Regions from separate parts of the Homo sapiens genome. Here region 1 is linked to region 2. Evidence: read pairs that join two places in POLR2A ChIA-PET (ENCODE). Cell type or tissue: GM12878. All regions are shown on one strand. Links, peaks and the distances in the headings refer to the core of each region. The heading gives the core; the rest is flanking DNA. Region 1 overlaps CNIH3 (cornichon family AMPA receptor auxiliary protein 3). Region 2 has its middle 17 kb from the start of LINC02813.

Region 1 (10,409 bases), core at 3,419-7,418, 82 kb after region 2:
ACCTTCGATGAAAGAGCGAGGCCAGAATTCACTAAGATCCTTTCTAGCTTTTCCATTAAAGAGACATACATGCAAACCTCCCAAATGCTGAAGGAGCTGAGACACCAAAGAAGGGGGCAGACAAATCCAGTTTGTTGGTACTGGGTCATTGATTCAGGGAATGTACAGACAAAAGTGTGGTCTTGGGCACCCACAAGACAGGTAGATCTCCGCACTGTTACTCCTCAGACCCAAGGCTTATAGACCACAGGGAGAGGGTACATGTGCTCTAGCAAGACAATCAAAGGCGACCCTCCGGAACAGGCGAGGATGCTATGTGCGTCATTGCCTGTAATTTGTCTGATGACATCAAGGTTGACATGTTCTTACTGTGGAGACAGTAAGTAAAGTGGGAATCAAGAGCCATTCCTGGGACTAAGGCTAATCAGAAGTGAACACGGCAGATCAGCATCCAAGATGAAGTCACTTTTGTCCCCACCCTAGCCCTAATATTCTATTATTGTAACCTGGAGAACTGTGACTGTAGAATTCTCAGAACTGAACACACCTCTTTTGCTTTCATTCACCAAACATTTACTGGACACCTACAATGTGCGGGCACTGGTGTTGGACTCATAACAGACTCAGTCCCTGTCCTCTGGCAGCTCCTGGTCTAGCTGCGGAAAGAAAAATGCAGTGCTGCCTAGTAAGTGCTAGAGTAGTCATCAGCCTGGGGTGCTAGGGGAGCCCCCAGAAGCACACAGACTCCAACTGAGGAAGGAAGCAAAAGGCTTCCCCGAAGTGACGATGTGAGCTGAGTCTTAAAGAATGGGTAGGTTCAGCTCAAAAAAAAAAAAAAAGAAAAAAAAGAAAAGAAAGAGAGAAAAGAAAAGAAAAAGAGAAAGAGAAAAAAAAGTGAAGGAAGAAGGAAGATGAAGGGCAAGTGAATGGTGCTTAATTCAGTGTGGCTGGAGCAGGGTACTATGGCAGCCTGGGAGAGACATCCCTCTCTGCAGAACATTCACAACAACCCCTCACTGCTGCTGCTACAGAGAGAACAGACACCACCATGTCCCCTCCCTTCACGGTCCTCTGTGAGGTTGCTCAAGCAATTCCTATCACAGGTTCAATACCTTGAACATCCAGCACAAAAATCACAGAATGGGAGCAGGGGATCCCAGGAGGGAGGGGAAAAGAAGAGGTGAAGGTGCTGAGCCACCAGAAAAGGTATTGATCAGAGTGGCTTGTGACTCTGCATAACTAAAACTAAACACCACTGTGGAAAGGGGCCAGGGCTGTGCATGGAAGGCACATGCGGCTCTTCCCAAGAATGAAGGGGGCTCCAGGCCAGCGCCCGGCTTCCTGTTCATTTGCCCACATATTTATATGGGGAAAGCAAAGCATGCAGCCTTTGATTGCAGTGCTTCCTAATCCTGCTGCTCATTAGAAATACATGGGGAACTTTTAAAAACTACCTGCATTCGGCACTCTTCAGAAGAGGTCAGTGTCATGAAAAAAGTGGAGAATGGTTCTAGATTAAAGGAAACTATGGGAAACACAACAACTAGATGCAATGTCTGATTTATTTTTATTTTTATTTTTTTGAGAGGGAGTCTCGCTCTTGTCCAGGCTGGAGTGCAGTGGTGTGATCTCGGCTCACTGCAACCTTCGTCTCCCAGGTTCAAGCAATTCTCCTGTCTTGGCCTCCTGAGTAGCTGGGACTACAGCCTACTGTAGTCTGCCACCATGCCCAGCTAATTTTTGTATTTTTTACTAGAGACGGGGTTTCATCACATTGGTCAGGCTGGTCTTGAACTCTTGACCTCAGGTGATCCACCCACCTCAGTCTCCCAAAGTGCTGGGATTACAGGCATGAGCCACTGTGCCTGGTGCAATGTGTGATTTTTGATTGGATCCTGAATTTAAAAAGCAACAACAACAACTATAAAGAATACTATAGGGAAACTAGGGGAAATGTGACTATGACTAGGTGACAATATTATAGCCATGTTCTTTGGTGTGACAATGGTATTGTGGTTATGTCGGAGGATGTATTTGGGGATGCAGATCCATGATGTATACAATTAAATGGTCCAGCAAAAAAAAAGTATGTGCTGTACATACACGGGGGATGGGGAAGAGCTGAGAAGGCAAATGTGGCAAACTGAATAAGCGGCGGATCTTGGTGAAGGCTACGTGGGTGTTCATTGTGCTGCTCTTCCAACATCCCCTTATATTTGACATTTTTCAAAATAAAATGTTAAATGAGACTCAGGGGATGGCTCCCTGCCTCTGGATCCCTGGGTTTTAAAAGCTCCCCAGGGGATTCGAATGTGCATAATCCTGCATCATATCATCTGCTGCTGACTTTAGCTTTTGCAGAGAGCCCCTGCTGGCTTTCAGAGCTGTTAGGACCCTGCAGGGCCACACTGCCCTGGAGAGAGCCTTCTCATTGTTCCCGTGCCTCTGCTTCTAGGAGAGAAGGGGCTGTGTCTCCACTCCTCTTTGATGACCTGAGACTCATGGAGGTCCTGCTCTGTAGGTGATGCAGCCTGCTCACACCAGGCAGGACACACACCGTCCTTCCACCTGCCACCCTGCACCTTACTACCTGCAGTGTGCACTGGTGTGGTCCATGCCCCTACCTCCTGAACAGTAGTTCATGTTCTCACTCCACCAAAGGCGCACCTCTGAGAGATGTATTACAGAATCCAATCCAATGAAACTCTGGCCTCATTCATCGCATGATTGGTGCACCGTTGCTCCCTTTGAGTTGGAATACGTCGTAGGCTGAGGTGGGAGGCCTGCAGAGCAGCAGCGACTCAGGTGTGCTGCAGGGAGAATATGCAGGTGCTCATCTTGTTCTGCCTAAATACCTGCTGCGGGCTGAATGAGCTGGCAGTGGGTGATGGGGCTAACAGAGTCAACAGAATCCTGCAGAACCAGGAAATGTTCACATGTATAAAAATACTAGGAATATTTTTGCCTCATGAAAAAAGATGAACTTCTATCTTTTAGGAAACAAATTGCTTTGGAAACTCTATTCTTAGCTCAAGAACTGGGTAGGGAGGCTTGAAAGAGGCAACCAGGCAGGTAAAGGCAGCAATGCTAATAGGAAAGCAGTAGCTCCCCATCAGCACAGCCAGGCTGATGAAACTCAGCGCCCTAACCATGATAACTAACACTGCAAAATGCTCCCTAGGGCACTGATTTTTCCAACTTAGCTGCACAGTGGAGTCACTTGGGGAGCTTTGTAAAATACTGATGCTGAGTCTCACCCCAGAGATTATGACTTAATTGGTTTGGGATGAATTCTGGGCATCAGGATTTTTAAAATTTCCCCCAGGTGATTCTAATGTGCGGCAAAGTTTGAGCCCCTCTGCTAAGCAGGCTTCATGTTCATTAACACATTCAAGCTGCCCATCGTGGCTCAGCTGGTCCGGTGGTCACGTCTACCTTGGCCAGCCCTCTGCCCTCATGAGTGCAGGCCCACGTGGGATGCACAGACACTAGGTCACTGGCTCCTCAAAATCTGGCCCCTCCAACAGGTAGAAAAAAGGTTTTGACCAGCCAGGACAGATGGACCTTGAGAGGTCAGAAGTGTTTCCTGCTCTGGAAAAAAACAGGGCAATGGTTTGCCTCTGCCTGCATACTGGAGCTATCTTGGCAGCATTTATAAAATGCTGAGGCCCTAACCTCACCTCCTGAGTTTCCAATTCAATGATGAGGTTCGGACATGGAAATTAAAAGCTAGCCCTTACAACCAATGTGTTTCTGCAGGCCCAGGACAGTAAAGGTAGAGGATACTATCTCAGCGAAGTCTCCCCCGACCAGCAAGGACAGGGCCCGAGGAGTGGGGAAGAAATGAGAGGGAAGGGAAGAGAGGGGAAAGAGAAGTTAGGATCTTGGTGTCTGCAAGGTCTCTAGTAGAAGTCTCCACCTTGGCAGGCCATCAGAATCCTCTGAGAGCTTTTGAAAACACCACGGTCTGTGCCCCCTTGACCAATCAGGTGAGACTCTCTGGGGGTGGGGTCCTGCATCTGGATCCTTGGGTTTTAAACGTCCCCCAGTGGGTTGAAATGTGCTGCTGAGATTGAGAAAGCTGGTCTCTGAGAAGAAGTTCCTGACTGCTCAATTCTGCATCTACCTTGGGCTGCGCCTGGGGCTGAGGACAGAAGGCCGCCTCTGCAACAGGCCAGCCTGCACCCTGGAGCATCCAGTCATGGTGACGCTGGTGTGGGGAAACAGACACTCTCTTATACTGCTGGTGGGAATACATCTGCTTTGACCTGTCTGAGAAAGTAATCTGACAATTTTAAGAAAAGTATAAATTTATATACCCTCTTGCCTGACGATCCCACTCCTGGGATATAAGCCCACAAAGGTATTTACTGCAGGGTTGGGGCCAAATAAACAGAACTGAAAACATACATAAGGTCTATAAATATGAAAATGGCTAAATAAATTGTGTGTACTATGGAATATTATGAAAGCTTGTGTAATTATTTTTAAGAGAAACCTATAGCTATTGACCTACAAGGGTATCGGTGATGTAATGGTATGTGGGGAAAAAACTAGTTATAGGAAAACAACTTTTCCATTATTAGGAAAGAGAAACAAAAAAAAAACTGAGCTGGAGTGTATATCTGTGCATACATGTATTTGTCTATCTAAATGCAAGTGGAGATACAGCATGACGGGAGGATACAAACCCAGCTTTTATGTCAGAGAGTTAGGAAGGACAAGGGTGGGGCAGCTTATTAATATTTTCTTCATATCAACTTTGCATCATTTTACTAGTGAAAATATGAACATATTATTTTTATAACTGAAACAATTAATAACGAAAAATGAAATAGCATGCTCCAAGGAAAGACTGCCTGGATTTAAACCCCAGCTTTGCATGTACTAGCTTATGTTACTTAACTTCTCTGTCCCTCAATTTCCTCCTCAGTGTAAAGGGGACCATAACGATGTCTACATCCCAGGGCTGTCGCGAGTGAGATCATCCAACCAAGCACTTTGTACAACGTCTGGCATATTATACCACATATAATACCTTAATAAATGTTGTTATAGAAAAAAACACTTAAGCCTCTGTTGCGAGCTGAATGTTCATCTCCCCATAAAATTCACATGTTGAAACGCTACCCCCTAATGTGATGGTGTTAGGAAGTGGGGTCTCTGGGAGTTGATTAGGATTAGATGACAACATGAGGGTGGAGCCCTCGTGAATGGGATTAGTGTCCTGATAAAGGGTGCAGAGAGAGCTTGCCCCTCCACCATGTAAGGCTGCAGCAAGAAGACAGCTGTCTATGAACCAGGAAGTGGCCCTCTACAGATGCTGAATTGTCTGGCACCTTAATCTTGGACTTCCCAGCCTCCAGAGCTGTGAGAGATACATTTGTGTTGTTAAGCCACTGAGTCTAGGGTATTTTGTTATAGCAGCACAAAGATAGCCACTGAGAACCAATCTTCCATGTCTAGCTAACCTCGCCTCCTCCAGCAAAAAAAAAAAAAAAGAACCCGAGCCCCCCTTCCACTCTCTGCATAGCAGTGTGACACCCCCTAGTGGCCTCTCCAGAAGCTTATGCATGCCATGGCTTCCGGGCAGCCAGCATAGCACCATGGGTGGTCAGGGCCCTTCATCACTTCCTTCAGCCCCAGCATGGGTCAATGCTGTCCTGCTCTCAAGTGACAACTTCTGGGCAGTGAAGTGCCTGGGATCTCCTGGGAAGGGACATCCCATAAACAAAAATAATTACAATAATTACATGACTTTGGCCCTACTCAGCAAGTGGCACCTCTGCAGAAGTTCACATGGCAGATGTGGATTTTGTCCTGACTCTGTGCCTGCTGGGGAAACAGGCACTGGAGCTAATTAGAATGACGAATGACCCATGCCCTGTCCAACATGTGTTGAGCCAACCATCTAGGTCCAGGGGACAGGCTCTGCACTCTGCTCCCTGCAAGAGGTGTGGTAGCATGGAGAGGCAGGACCCAGTCCCTTCTGTTTGGGCCCTTTCTCCAGGAGAATGATGGGAGAAAGTATTCACAGACTTTACTGAGGATAACTTTGCTTTTGATCTTGATAAACACAATAAAACCCAATGAAAGAGGATCCAAGTCTTGCCCTTTCTTTCTCTAAAGCACATCTGGGATAATGAGAAAGTGCTAGGAAAATTAAAACCCAGAAACTCACTATTCACTCTATTTGCCATTCACCAAAGAACAGAATTCAAGGGCAGGTAAATCATTTCTCCTAGCCAATGGGATGTTGTTTCCATGAAAACTCTTCTCTAGTGCAGAGATCCTGTTGCAGACTGAAACATGTCCTCCCAAATTTTATACGTGGAAGCCCTAACTCCCAGTACCTCAGAATGGGACAGTAAGTATTTGGAGACAGAGTCTTCAAAGAAGCAATTAGGTTAAATGTGGTCATTAGGGTGGGCCCTATTATTGCCAAGACCCTATTAACCTCACTAGGGAGGGTACCAGATTCAAGAGTCTGAAGAAGAGACCCAGAGCTAGCAAACAAGACGTGGGGTTTTATTAGTGGCCTCCATACAGGGGAGAGAGTCCAGTGGTGGCAAGCTGGACAGGAGAACTACCTTATATACAGAAATGGTCCAGCGGTGATGGGCTGGACAAAATATCCGCCTTCCTACAGTGCAGTGGCAGTGGGCTGGACAACACATCCACCTTCCTACAGTCCAGTAGGCGGTGGGCCAGACAAGATAACCGCAGGGCCCAGTGGAAGCAGGGCAGGCAAGAAAACCACAACCTCCTGCAAACATCATGCAGCTTATAAGACATTTTCATTTAACACTCTCCCCTAATGACCCCCACATGGCAACCTTCATTCAACCCAAAGCTCAGGGCCTCAATCCCCTGTGCAGTGCATGTCCCTGACAAGTGGGACAGGTAGGGGGTGAGGGGCTCAGATTTTTATCATAGATAAGGTATGAATCTCTGGGTTGGCCACACACAGGTTCCCCAGCTTGGAACACACATTCAGATGCATCTGCCATATAGGGCCATTCTAAAGGTATGCTTAAATTATTGCTGTCAGATGGATTTACCCTATAGACCCTAACCTGGTATGACTAGTGTCCTTAAAGAAGAGGAAATTAGGACACGGACACACAGAGGAATGATCACGTGGAGACAGTGAGAAGGTGGCCATACACAAGCCAAGCAGAGAACCCTCAGAAGGAACCAACCCTGCCGACACGTTGATCTAGTACTTCTAGCCTCCAGACCTGTGAGAAGAAGAATGCCTGTGGCTAAAGCCACCCAGCTGCTGTGTTATGGCACCCCTGGCTGACATTCAGCTGCCGAAGGGCCAGGAGAAGGGGGTACAGTGTCCTCTGAAGGTTCTTTCTCTCAAGACATCAGTTTCAACAGTCTCTTGAGGTTGAAACAATGCCTTTGGTCAAAACTTCTTAGCCCATTTTTGACTTGGAGGGTGAGAATCAGTGGAGAAGAGATGGTAGTCAGACTAGAGAAGAGAACAGGGCCCATCCGCATGAGGCTAATGGTGGATCCTGGGAATGGTTATGCCCGGGAATGTCCAGGGATGGTGCCAAGCTTGCTCTGAAAAACTCAAAGATGTGGAAGTATTCTGGGAAAAGTAGGGAAACGTGTCTTCAATCCCTAGAGCATGGAACATAAGGACTATCAGAAAGGGCAGGGATTTGGGTGTGAATCCAGACCCTGCACTTACTAAGTGACCTCTCAGCTCCCCATCTCCACATCACAGCAGTGTGGTAAGAACAAGTGAAACACTTGTAAAGCATGTAGCACATGTAAAGCATGTAGCAGTCACCATGGAGTTTGTTCCACTCATTCATTCATTCATTCATTCCATCAGCAAAGCATTACTGGCTATGTGCTGCGCTGGCTGCAGGCAGAGTTCCGCAAGTGAACCAGATTCACAATTAGTGCCCTTACTCATCTTCTAGTCTGCTAAGGAAAGCACGCTTTTTACAAATTATTATACCTTCTGAATTCCACCTATACCTACCTTCCTTTTAAAGCCCAGAATATGTGTGCTTGAAATACATTATCAATAACTCAGAATGACCCAGCATTGGCAATTGGTATCACCACTGTCAAAAAATGTGAAGTACCCAATGGCATGTATTAAAGTCTAGCTCATGCAGAGACTTCTACAGTTTCTCTCAGAAGACATATAGTTTGTCATTTATCAGTACACCCTGCCTAAGTGGTTCCTTTATTTGGTTCCCACCAGGACACCAGTGGCACTGGTGCTACCTTATGCTGGTGCGCTGAGTGGTAACAGCAGTGATGTCACCACTAAAAGGCCACAATAGCAGAGCTGTTCTTGCTGCGTGTTCCCCGCCTACCTCCTTGTGCTATAATCGGTGATCATTGTCCTCCAGAATCTCATCATTGCTTTGACCATTTGGCTGATACAGAAAGGAAACAGGATGGCTTTTCTGTCCCTTTATAATAATGGCACTTTGCATTTGTATAGCACATTTAACTTATTCAGTGCATTTTCTTGTCTACTGCTGGGTCTTATCCTAATGAAACAAAACTCCATGAGTTGTGTAATTGTCTGTGCCACACAGACAGCTCAGAAATCAGAGCCAGTGAAACTCAGTTCTGGAGGAGGACCAATGCCCCAAATTGCTTAAGGAATAACAAGTCCCATAGAAGTTACAAATGGAGCCAGCATGATAACTCGGCAATGCAGCTTTTCCGTGGGGAGAAGATATGTCTGGAGCATGCGAATTAATTCAGCACAAGCTGGGAGCTCAGAGGAATTCTCTCTTATTGTCCCCACCTAGGTACAGGCTGGCATGGTTTTACCTTTAGAGAGGGGCAGTAGGAGTTGGAAAGAGTGAGAGGCAGAGACTGGATAATGCAACCAAGAATAAGAGGTTATTAGGATTTGTAAGATTGGCCCATTTTGTGGCCCAGAAACAGGACCCAGAAATGTTTCTTGCTTCTTCAGCAATTTGGAAAAGGGCAAGAATGAGTGCCTGGAAGGGTGAGCATTCTGGGGGTTGAAAAACAGAATCTTTACTTCTCATCACATTCTGGAAAATGAAGCATCTGGAAGCAGAGTTCCCACCATGAAAAGCACGTGGCTCGTGGATGACTTGCAATGAGTCATCCCACTGGGCTGACCATCTCCCTGGAATTTAGGAAGTAACTCCTTCAGTCCACTTGGGCACCTGTTGGCAAATTATTGCTTTTACTCTGCTACCATTTTGAAAATTACGGCTCTCTAAATCATACCCTGGAGAACGGAGAGAGTGAAAATGCCTCCCCACCTGCACTATTCTCCCACTCAGTGATCCTCAGCTTGGCTACACATTAGAATCATCTGGAGAGCTGTTAAAAAAACAAGTGCCAAGCTGCACTTCAGAAATTCCGGGGGGCGGGACAAAGGCAGCAGGATTTTTTAACCTCCGCAAGCAATTTCGGCGTACAGCCAAGGTTGCAAACTAGCGCTCTAACTAGGTCCACTACAATGCTCCCCCACTGGGCACTGAGGGTGCTCTGATGTGACAAGCACGTCACACCTGTCATGGCCTTTCTCTGGTCTTCTCCACATGCCTTTATCCCATGCTCAGCAGTGGGAATTCCTGCTCACGCATTATGAAAATCATAGCCCATGGTATTTGTGGTTGCCAGTCTCGTGTTGACTAAACTTTGCAGCTAGCTAACATGCATCTGACACCATGCTAAGCAATGTAGCAGTTGCAGAAACCAGAAGGACGGTATCCTTGTCTTCAAGAATACAACTGTGTAAAATACATGTCCAGGCAACTATCATATAAGGTGCTAGGTGATCAGCGCTTTGAGGGACTCTCAGGCAGGAATGCAGAGAAAAAGCAAGATTTCTTTTAGCTGTACTGAGCATGTCTTCACAACTGACACACCACATACACACACACACACACACACACACAAATTTATCCCCTTCAGCACATAACAACCAACTATGTACATGGTAGGTGCTAAATGAATTCCAGTTGAAAGAATGAATAAATTCAGATTGGTACCTATTGGGCTGTTCCATCAAAGCCAACAGCCAGCACTTCCCAGCTCCCCACAACCCATACAATGCCCAGCCTCCTCCAGGTCCCACTTAATATCATTCAACCTGTGACACCTCGTCTTGCTCCTCTCCCACCTCACATTCCTGCCCTTAGTTTTCCAGAGTGCACATCAGTGGCTGTGTGCCCTGCACAGGCTGCGCTGCTGACCGACTTCCTCCATGAGACAGAGATCTGCAGCCGTCCTCCTAAGTCCTCACTCCCATTTCTCTGGAATAAAGTCCCTGATGTTGAGCTGAGCACACAGCCCCACAGAATCAAGACTAGATTCTGCCATTTGCCTAAGATCTGGCCAAACAGTTAAAGAGAAGTGGTGTGTGTGACTTCTGGGTCACT
Region 2 (10,409 bases), core at 2,690-6,689:
CATGGAAGACTTCTCATAAGTTTGGATTTAAAGGCATTTCTAAATCTTTTCTCTCCGTGCTCTCCACTGATGGAATAGCATCCTGTAGAATGTCAACTTCTCTGCAGCTTCATCATCTCAGCAATCTACAACCAATCACAGAGTGCACAATGTTCACACAGCCGAGAAGTCTGCTTGTCTCAGTCATTCGAAGGCTTTGCTCAGTTTATTTTGGCTGGTTTTCACAGCTGTCATCTGCTAAAGCCAGTCCACAACAACTAAGTTAGCACAGTTATCTCACCTGTGTTATTGGTCCATGTCTTACATCTCAAATCCCCAAGAAATCCACGCAAGCCCATAGGAAATGAAACTTATCACATTTATGCTTCTCTATCTCCTTATGTTCAAAGTTTATAGGGATGGTGTGTTAGTCTGTTCTCACACTGCTATAAAGAGCTGCCAGAGACTGGGTAGTTTATAAAGAAAAGAGGTTTAATTGACTCACAGTTCCACATGGCTGGGGAGGCCTCAGGAAAGTTACAATCAGGGCAGAAGGGGAAGCAGACACATCTTACATGGTGGCAGGCGAGAGAGAAAGTGTGAGCCTGTGAGGGAGGAACTGTCAAAAACTTATAAAACCATCAGATCTTGAGAGAACTCATTCACTATCATGAGAACAGCATGGGGGAAACCACAATTACCTCGCACCAGGTCCCTCCCTTGACAAGTGGGGATTATAATTCAAGATGAGATTTGGATGGGGCCAGAGCCAAACCATATCAGACGGTGTCTTGGGAAGCCTGTTTGCTTCATGTCTCAAAAACAGGTCTACACTTTGGTCTCAGGATGAGTCACATTTGGAGCTGCAGGAGGAGGGGAGTGGTGACTACCAGTGTTTTTCAAGCTCCCCAATGACAAGAACCACCTATTACACCCCAAATTCCCTGAATCAGACTCTCCTGCAGAGGAACCTGGGAAGCTGTGCCTGCCACAATGGTCAGAGCAGTTAGGGCATTGCTAGACCTCTGTGAGCAAAGCTAAAACAGCTTAGGCAAGGAAGCTTGGGAGAGTGGCTTTGGGGTTAAACAGATCTGACTACCTGTTGACTCAGGTGAGTAATTTAATGAATTTAATGTCTTAGAGCCTCAATTTCTTCCTCTCTAAAATGGGGATAACAAATCCAAACTTTCAGGCTGGATGAAGTCTGGAAATAATAGCTGTGTAAAATACCTGGTGCATACCTTCCATGAGCTCAGCCAATGGTAGCTATCAGTACTGTAATCATGACAATGATGTTTATTAGGCCAAAGGGGTCTTAATTTGTATTCAGGAATGAAGAGACTTGGATTTCACACAAGATATTGCATTTCCTTTAACTTCAACACTGTTGGGAGCTGGCTTGGCAAAAAAAGAGCCCTGAGGTGGCAGAGGCCTTTCCTATCTCACAGAGTCAGGGTGGAGGGCACGGAAGTTTCACGACAGCCAAGTCCAAGACGCCAGACTTTTTAGCCACATTAGTATCTAAGGTATTTGTTCACTTTCATCTGTGAAGTGCTTTTCAAGCATTAGGCTGGTAATTTCTCTGTGGGGGATAACTTGGGGTACGGCCTTGCTCAGGCAGAAATCCTATATTTATTTTGGGTCTCTGGGATCTTAAACCTGGTCCACAAATTGAGAAGGAAGTTGTTTGTCCTAAATCATCTTAAATGCTCTGTCTGGGCTTTTCTGATACCAGGACACTAGTGCTTCTACAGACCTGGCCCCGAACCCTTCTTGACCATGACCTCCTCCTCTCCAGGTTCACAATGAGGCCCTGAGTTGGAAATCCAGGCTTAGTAGGTTAAAGAACTCCCAGGGAGCTGGGCAGGTCTGATTTCTCATTCCTCCTTAGAATAACATGAAGATTCCAAATGGAGGTAAACATTATTCCCTCAGCCTCTCCCAGTTTTCTTGCTGGCACAGATCCAAACAATTGACAGTATGAGTGTTTAATAGCAAAGAGATGACCATGAGGACACCAGCTGAGTATAAAGCCCTCCATTGCATGCGCAAAGTACAACAAAGAACCAGGAGTAGGATGGGGAGGGGTGTGAGTAATATAAGTTGAGAATTTTCAAAATTCTAGACCCCGATGAACATTGTCTTTACAATCTTTACAACTGCCCTATGAAATGAGCATTATGCTGCCCATTTCACAGATGAGAAAACAGGGGTATAGCTCTCAATTAGGAACGTTGCTCAAGGTCACACAAGCAGTACATGGAGAAGCTAGCTTGCATATGTGTAACTATTTAATCCCAAACCCATGCCCTTGACTCTCTACCATGCTGCTTTTAACGGTAGAAAAGGGAAGAAGAGAGTTAAGAAATCCATAGACAAAAGTTAAAATAAAATTTGTAAAAAGCATTTCTGTACTTGGTTTAGATTTTATCTGATTTCTCTTGAAATAAACAGTGAGACCTCACCTCAGGTTTATAGGCCAAATATGAAGGACCTTTAAACCTTGAGCCAGCAGTACATATTGAGTTGTCCAACTTGTAGAACAAGGCTAACCTATTCCTTCCTGTAAGGCCTCATTTGGCCTCTAAAGCAGAAGTAGGCAAACTTTTCCTTAAAGGGCTGGAGAGTAAATATTTTAGGCTTTGTGGTCCATAAGTTCTCGTGGTAAATCGACTCAAAGGAATGAGCTGGCTATGTTGCAGAAAAACTTTATTTACATCAATGCCAGTAGTTTGCCAGCCCCTTCTCTAGAGGAATAAGATTATTTCCTACTTGTTTTCCAAGTTCTTCTCCAGAGCATCAAAATGTACATGTATTGATTGTGAATATATAATCATGTGAGCCAGATATTAGCTAAAGTACTGTGCCCTCTGAGATTAAAATGAAACCACATGTAGAGGCAAGCTGCATGCTTCTCAATCTCTCCAGGGGGAATGAAGTCACCCATTCTGCTAAAGTGGTTTAGTTTATGAATCATCTTGCCTTCCTCTATTTTCCATCCCTACCCCACACCACATCATGCCAGACATAGATTCTAGCCCCCTCTTCCTCAATGCATGCATACAAAACACACACGACACAGGCACACACACACAGTTGATCATACACAAAGTTGTGTGCAACAGACTTTCCCCGGAAGGAAATGGATGTTGGATTGACACTGAAACAATTCAAACTACTTAACTTTAAATATGTTATCCTCCTTCTCAAAATTCCTTTGGCCACTTTCTCCTTAAGTTCTAGTCTCCTGCCATATGGCTTGGCCTACTGTCTTCCAGCAACTTTTCCCACTCTGTTAGGCAGAGCAATCGAGCCCTTATCTCAACCCATCCCCACACCTCCCTTTGCACGGCTCTGCTCTGAGATGCACCATCTTCCTTTTCTCACCCTCCCACCAGCCTCTGCAAGAGGAATGGGACAGCCTAGAAATATGTTACCATCATCTTGAAACCACCCTCCCCTTTAAACTCAAAAGCTGCTTTATAGTTTTAGTTTTAAATAGCATTTCTTTCTCCATGACGTAAATTAAAAATCTATCTGTTGAGATATTTTTGGGTTTGAGCGGCACAAGTAAACTCTAACATAAACAGGAAGAGGGAGTTATCCAAAGTATTATATAAAAAGGAAAAGCTAACAAATGGTTTCAGAAATACAGAAACGATGGCGACAGCATGGACAGCAGTGGGAGTTTGTGGTCTCTGTTTCTCTGAGGTATTGCCGTTGTATGTGGCACCAATGGGCTTTAGCCCTGTGTGTCTCTGTTCCAGATTAGATTCCAGAGAAAGTGACATTCTCTGCTTAGGCTAAATGTCAATTGCTGTGGTCAGGACCCTGGAATACTGACATTGTCAGCCTCATCAGAACTACATGGATTTGTGCAGGCAGTTTCCCTAAATAAGGGATGCTGTGCCTCCTCAAAAAGAAAAAAACAACGTTAAAAACAAACAAAAACAAAAACAGACGTCCACTCTACTGTGTTTCCAACCAAAGGCTTCTCAGTGAAAACGGACAGGATTCCTGGTTAAAATGCTGTAAACATGTGTAGATCATGTTTAGAGGCAAATATAAGGAGATTAAAGTTTTACCATGTGATGCCTCTCACTTTCCTAGTACTGGCTAAGGCAGTAAATGTTTTCGAAGGTATAGATATAATTGGTATCTGGCCCCTTCCTCCCCCAAAGTCTTGCTCTTTAACTTAGAGACTCTCATTTATTTATAATTGCTCTGCAAACTGAAACTAGCCCAATTTTCCAGCCAGCCAGAAGGCCATAGAACTGAAGCTTGAGAAACTTACTTTTGTACAATGAAACGCACCTGCTGCCTGCTGACCACTTCCTCTTCCTTACCCCTCCCTAATTCCTGTTTTCCCACATGTGATTACAATGAGACACCAGAACCCTCATTTGACCACCTGCTGCCTGCTGACCAACTCCTCTTCCTTGCCCCTTCTGTTTTCCTTCCCAGCTAAATCAACCCATAATTTTAGATGGGAGAAGAGATAGACTTGAGGCTTGTCTCCATCTCTTCAGTTGACATCACCCGAATAAAGCCTCCCTGGCAATAATCATGGTCTCAGTGATTAACTTTCTATGCAGCAAGCAACAGGACCTAGACTAAACCCTGGGCATTCGATAACAACTGGATAAACATTCATTATCATGTACATTTCACAGATGCAGACACTGTGACTTCACTCTGCGATGTGTCACCAACACACCTTATTTGTGTTGGAGGTGGGCTGTGAAATCAGTGTTTACATCTTCAAGCACACACTCTTTGATGGGATTGCTAGAAGAGATCTATTCATTGTATAGGTCACCTGAATATCCCAGACCTCATCTGTCCTAATGCACATGGCCCTTAGCCCACCCACCTACACAGAAACAAGCCCTTTGAGAGCTCTCTTGGTTCTCTCTGGACCTCCCTGGGAGAGTGTCTCGCATGTAATCAGAAACAAGTCTGCCCATGTCCCCTCCTCCAGTTTCTTCATCAAACCTCCTGACCCCTCCACTGCTGGTGGCCTCCAGGAAGATATGAAGACACTCTCCCTCCAAAACTCAGGTCTCTTTCCCTGCTGAACCCAGAGTCCTCAGGGTACCAGAGGTACCATGGCCATAGCCAAGTGGGCTCGGGGAGCAGAGTAGAGGGACAGTCCCCTCTCCAGCTATGGGTGATACTATGTTTCTTAGCCTCAAATTGATGCAGATGGTTCCTAGACACTGACAAAGTCTGTCAGCAACACTTATCTTTCAGCTGCTGGCCCTAACCTCCTCCTGCTCACTACTTCCCAATTCAGAGTCCTTGCAGGGGTTGCCTGATTGCCCAGGCCTTGGTCACTTGCCACACTCAGGCTTCAGGAGGGCTGGGAGAGCTGTTGTCTGGACTTCTCTTGAGGTCACAAAAGTGATCTCAGCTCACACAGTGGAAGTCCCAAATATACAAAGAAGATTCAGGAGTTGGGTGGTCAAAAAAAAAGCAATGGCAAATGTCCACCAGGATGCCATGTGGCCCATCCCTTATCACTCTCCCCCCAGCTCTTTCGCTGGATCCTCTCTTCTCTTTTAGCAAAAAAAAGCAAACAAATAAATACTAAGCTTCTTTTTGCATATGAAGTTGTGCAATTCAGTACTTGAAGGGAGGTAGAATTCACCATACTAAACGGCTCAAAGTTCCAGTTTTAGTTATACCAGGAAATGCTGCCATTTTGAGGACACAGGGAACTCAGTGCTAATTCATTAATGATTGCAGCAAGAGGTATGGAAGCGGGCAGGGAATTAGGGGCAGAGGATGAGAAACTCAGAGTAAACACTTTCTGCAGTTGGGTACTTGTGAAAGAGAGAGTTCATGTTTTAAAGTCAATAGACTCAAGGTTCAAGTTTTGGTTTCACTACTATGTGATCTTATACAAGTTTTACTTGATATGTCTGAGCCTCTGTTTCTTCATTTGCAAAATAATAACAAAGAATATTCCTGAAAGTTTTAAGTAACATAATGCATGTAAAGTGGCTGGAAAATTGCTGCTTAACAAATATTCCCCTTTCTCTTCCCTCTGGGAAAATAAGATAAATAAGATTCCTATTTGTACAATAAGGAATATTTCTGTATATTTCTGTATACTTTTACATATTTATAACTGCTTTATGAAAGTATTTTTGATATTGCTGTGAAAAAAATCTGTAATTGCTTTTAATAAGAATTTGATGGAAAAAATGTAATACAATTATTTTATTTTAAATGGAAATTATGGATTAAAAGTTATCAAAGAGTATTCTACAGTAGCAAATTAAGTAAATTGTAGTCTATGATTTCTGGGCTTATAGGAAAGAAGGTAAATTAGCTTTTGTAGGGTGCTGTACTAATGTGTGCATGCCATTGTGCTGGGCACTTTATAGTTAATCTTTACAACAAACTCATAAGAAAGTAATTTTACAGATGTAGAAACTGAGGCTAAGAAATGTTAAGTCATTTCCCCAACATCACATAGTAGAAGTTCATCTACATATGAGGCCCATACAAAAGCTAATTCCATAGCTCACTTGGATCATGATACCAAGCAAAAACATGGTAGGTATGTCCCATGGTCAGGTAGGCACTGAGCAGCAGAACAGTGGGAACTGACAGGTTGCCTGATCACAGCTCCATAGTCTCTGCCAGTAAGGACACAATGAGCCCACGTAGATGGAGTTAGATACTTCACAGCAATGGTAGAAGCTTCCTGTTTGTATCAGTTCTCTTTACGCCCCAGATCTCACAAGGGTGATGCAAAGGTTGGCACAGGTGAATACCATGCACGGAGTGCAGGGGCGCCTCACAGCTGGGGAATCCTAAGCTTAGGAACCCCCCTACGTTACAATGGGGCTTCTGGAAAACTGCCCATCCTCCCCTCCAGGGAGAGATGTTATCTTACTACCCTGCAATGTAAACAAATCTTTCTCAAGAAGAGGAGAGAGGTCTTTATCCTTATTATCCTAGACCATCTCCAGGGAGGGGGACATTCTCACTATCTTTACCATTCTGGAAAGTAAATAAATCTGAGGAAAGTGGGTGTTGATGCCTAGATGTGAAGAAATGTGAGAGATTCATAGAGACTTGCCTCCCATTCCAAAAAAGTAATAGGATATTAATAGACCACCCTTTTTTTCTGTTTTTCCTTCCTTTGTTAAACAAATATCTACTCTTTTATTCACTCAAAGTCAATTCACATATGATTAAGTGACCCCTATGTGTGTAGGTAGACGTGCTGGTTGCTGTGCATAAAGCCGTAAGTTAGGCAAATGCAGTCCTTACCTTGGTGGAGCTAACATTGTGATTTTAGCTCAAGATAGTCTGCAGCTGTCTTTCTCAGCGGCCTGCAATGGGGCTGACTCCAGACAATCCAGTTGTTTCTGTGCATCCTCTAAAAGCCGGAATGGAGAATTTAACAATTCACAACATCTCCTCAGGGAGTCGCTTAACTATTAAAGGAGCCTATACTTAGGCTGTGAACCCAAAAGTATCTGAGACAGGTCTCAATCAATTTAGAAAGTTTATTTTGCCAAGGTTAAGGACACACCCATGACACAGCCTCAGGAGGTCCTGACGATGTGTACCCAAGGTGGTTGGGGCACAGATTGCTTTTATACATTTTAGGGAGACATAATACGTCAACCAATACATGAAAGATTTACATTGGTTTGATCTGGAAGGGCGACGCAACTCGAGGAGGGGAACTTCCAGATCGTTGGTAGATTTAAACATTTTCTGATTGGCAATTGGTTGAAACAGTTATTAGCAGTAGAAAGTTATCATCAGTAGAAAGGAACGTCTGGAGTTGTGGAGACCAAGGTTTTATCATGCAGATAAAGCCTGCAAGTAGCAGGCTTCAGAGACAATAGATTGTAAATGTTTCTTAACAGACTTAAGGTCTGTATTGATGTTAATGCTTCATAGGAATGATGAGCCATGTCCAATCCCCTCTTCATCCAGCCTGAACTACTTTTTCAGATTAATTCTGGAATGCCCTTGGCCCAGAGGAAGGGTCTATTCAGATGGTAATATGGTTTGACTCTGAGCCCCATCCAAATCTCAAATGGAATTGTAATCCCCAGTGTTGGGAGTGGGGCCTGGTGGGAGGTGATTGGATCATGTGGGTGGTTTCTAATGGCTTAGCACCATCCCCCTAGTGCTGTTTTGTGATAGAGTTCTCATGAAATCTGGTTGTTTAAAAGTTTGTGGCACCTCCCCCACCCTCTCTCTCCTGCTCCTGCCATGTAAGACATGCTTGCTTCCCCTTCATCTTCCACTATGATTGTAAGTTTCTTGAGGCCACCCCAGAAGCAGAGGCCTGTACATCTATCTCTCAGAACCGTGAGCCAATTAAACTTCTTTTCTTTAGAAATTACCCAGTCTCAGGTAGTTCTTTATAGTAGCTCAAGAATGGACTAATGCAGATGGTTAGGAGGCCTTCCAATTTTATTGTTGATTACAAGTCTCATCAATAAGTCATGGTATTGAAAGTTAAATCCTCAGGAGGCTCCACCACACATTCATGAAGTCCAATGAGTGAGTTGATGGTGTTATTGTTAATGCTGAGGATATCCAGGTGCAGAAAGGACTGAAAAGACAAGGAGATGGACAATGGTTTTCTCCTTAGAGTATAAATCATCTTAGAAACAAATATTCTTCCATTTCCAAGATAATAACTATCTTTGTTTCTTTGTTAGATAATAGCTTTTTGGTGCATGTGAAAATAATGTATCTTACTGTAAGAAGAATTTTTGAAAGCATGTGAAAAATATAAAGAAATTAATAATCTCTCATCCTGATGCCACCTAGACAGAACTATTGTTAACTTTCTGGGGTATTCCTTCTGGTCAACTCAGATTCACATAGGCACACATCTATGGTGATTTTGTGTGTTTTTCTTTTATTTAGTTGGAGTCCTATTGTATATGGAATTTAGTTTACTGCATTTCCCATTTAACATATAAAATAATATAAAAACCAATTTAATGGCTACACACTGGTTCATCAAATACATAAACATTAATTTATTTAACCAATGCTTCCCCCAAGCAATGTTGGCCCTGATCTTGTGTTTTGCTTTCTGCTCTGATAAACAGCTTGATTAACAGCATCTTTTTTTATACCTTTTCCCCTATGCCTCTCTGTTTATTTCACTGGGATTGATTGATAGCAGTGAAATTATTAAATTAAAGGATGTAGGCCAGGCGCGGTGGCTCACGCCTGTAATCCCAGCACTTTGCGAGGCCGAGGCAAGCGGATCACGAGGTCAGGAGATGGAGACCATCCTGGCTAACACGGTGAAACCCCGTCTCTAGTAAAAACACAAAAAATTAGCCAGGCACGGTAGCGGGCACCTGTAGTACCAGCTACTTGGGAGGCTGAGGCAGGAGAATGGCGTGAACCCGGGAGGCGGAGCTTGCAGTGAGCTGAGATCGCACCACTGCACTCCAGCCTGGGCGAGCGAGACTCCCTCTCAAAAAAAAAAAAAAAAAAAAGGATGTAGGGGCTGGGCACAATGGATCACACCTATGATCTCAACACTTTAGGAAGATCTCTTGAGTCCAGGTGTTCAAGACCAGCGTGGGCAACATAGTGAGACCCCATCTCTACAATAACTATAAATAGATAAATTAAAATTTAAAAATTAAAGGGTAAAAATATATATTGCTGAGCTGCCCTCTGGAAATTCTGTACTATTTTACATTCTCCCCTAGACTATGTAGGGGTGGAGGATGATAGAGAGAGGGGTGGGAAGAAGGTGAGAAAAAGGAAGCAGGGAAAAGACAGAATTGCAATGCAGACAGCACTATTGAGTTACTCTTTATGAATCCTGGAAGCTTGTCCCTCCCCAAGTACACTTTAAAGATGCCAATCAATTTTCTTGAATTTGGTTCCTAGAAAATAAGCTCCTACTGACCAGTGCTTCTGATCCTTCCGAATTTCCCAGGAATTCAAATTCCCATCTGAATTCTCAGATTCTAATGATGTATGAAGTCACTTACAAGTCTTCAGTTTTAAAACTTAAGAGGTTTTTGTCTCCCTTTTCAGAACATTTCAGATGGTGAGAGGTGTCATATTGAGCCTCAGTGATACTGCTCAAGACTGACTCTTTAAATAATATCCAGATTACAAAAGCAATTTTTTTCAGTGTCATTGTTTTTCCTTCTCTAAATGTATATATTTTTATTTCAAAAATATGCCATACTCAGTCTTTAAGCTGGAAATGCAGAAAATACTATTAGAAATAAACCATCCATAGTCTTCACAAACACAGTCATTGTTAACATTTTATTATGTTTCCTTCAGGCTTTTATATATACATATGTATATATTACAACATTGTAAACATACTACAAATGCAGTTTCTTACTCAGCTTTTTCCCACTAAACGGCCATAAGCATTCTCCCGTGATATTACATAACCC

Evidence for each region. ChIA-PET counts read pairs that join two places held together with the same protein. Peaks named below come from ENCODE experiments on the same cell type or tissue, not always from the same donor. Only the 100,000 strongest peaks of a DNase experiment are listed, where the experiment ranks them.
Region 1: POLR2A ChIA-PET joins it to region 2 with 5 read pairs; 4 of 35 experiments call an interaction of 5 or more read pairs at or near these places.

What each region holds. Positions count from the first base shown.
Region 1 is chr1:224,696,290-224,706,698 of GRCh38, reverse strand. All of the region lies in intron 3 of CNIH3 (cornichon family AMPA receptor auxiliary protein 3), which reads right to left. Among named protein-coding and RNA genes, the nearest start is that of CNIH3-AS1, 29 kb to the left of the region's middle. RefSeq lists an enhancer at 8,063-8,564. In GM12878, for the core only: a CTCF peak has its summit at 5,550 (motif pointing left); DNase peaks (open chromatin) are centred at 5,298 and 5,506.
Region 2 is chr1:224,777,336-224,787,744 of GRCh38, reverse strand. No RefSeq gene overlaps it. Among named protein-coding and RNA genes, the nearest start is that of LINC02813, 17 kb to the right of the region's middle. RefSeq lists an enhancer at 4,355-4,564. In GM12878, for the core only: no CTCF peak of the experiment used is centred there; a DNase peak (open chromatin) is centred at 4,284; H3K27ac peaks cover 2,008 bases.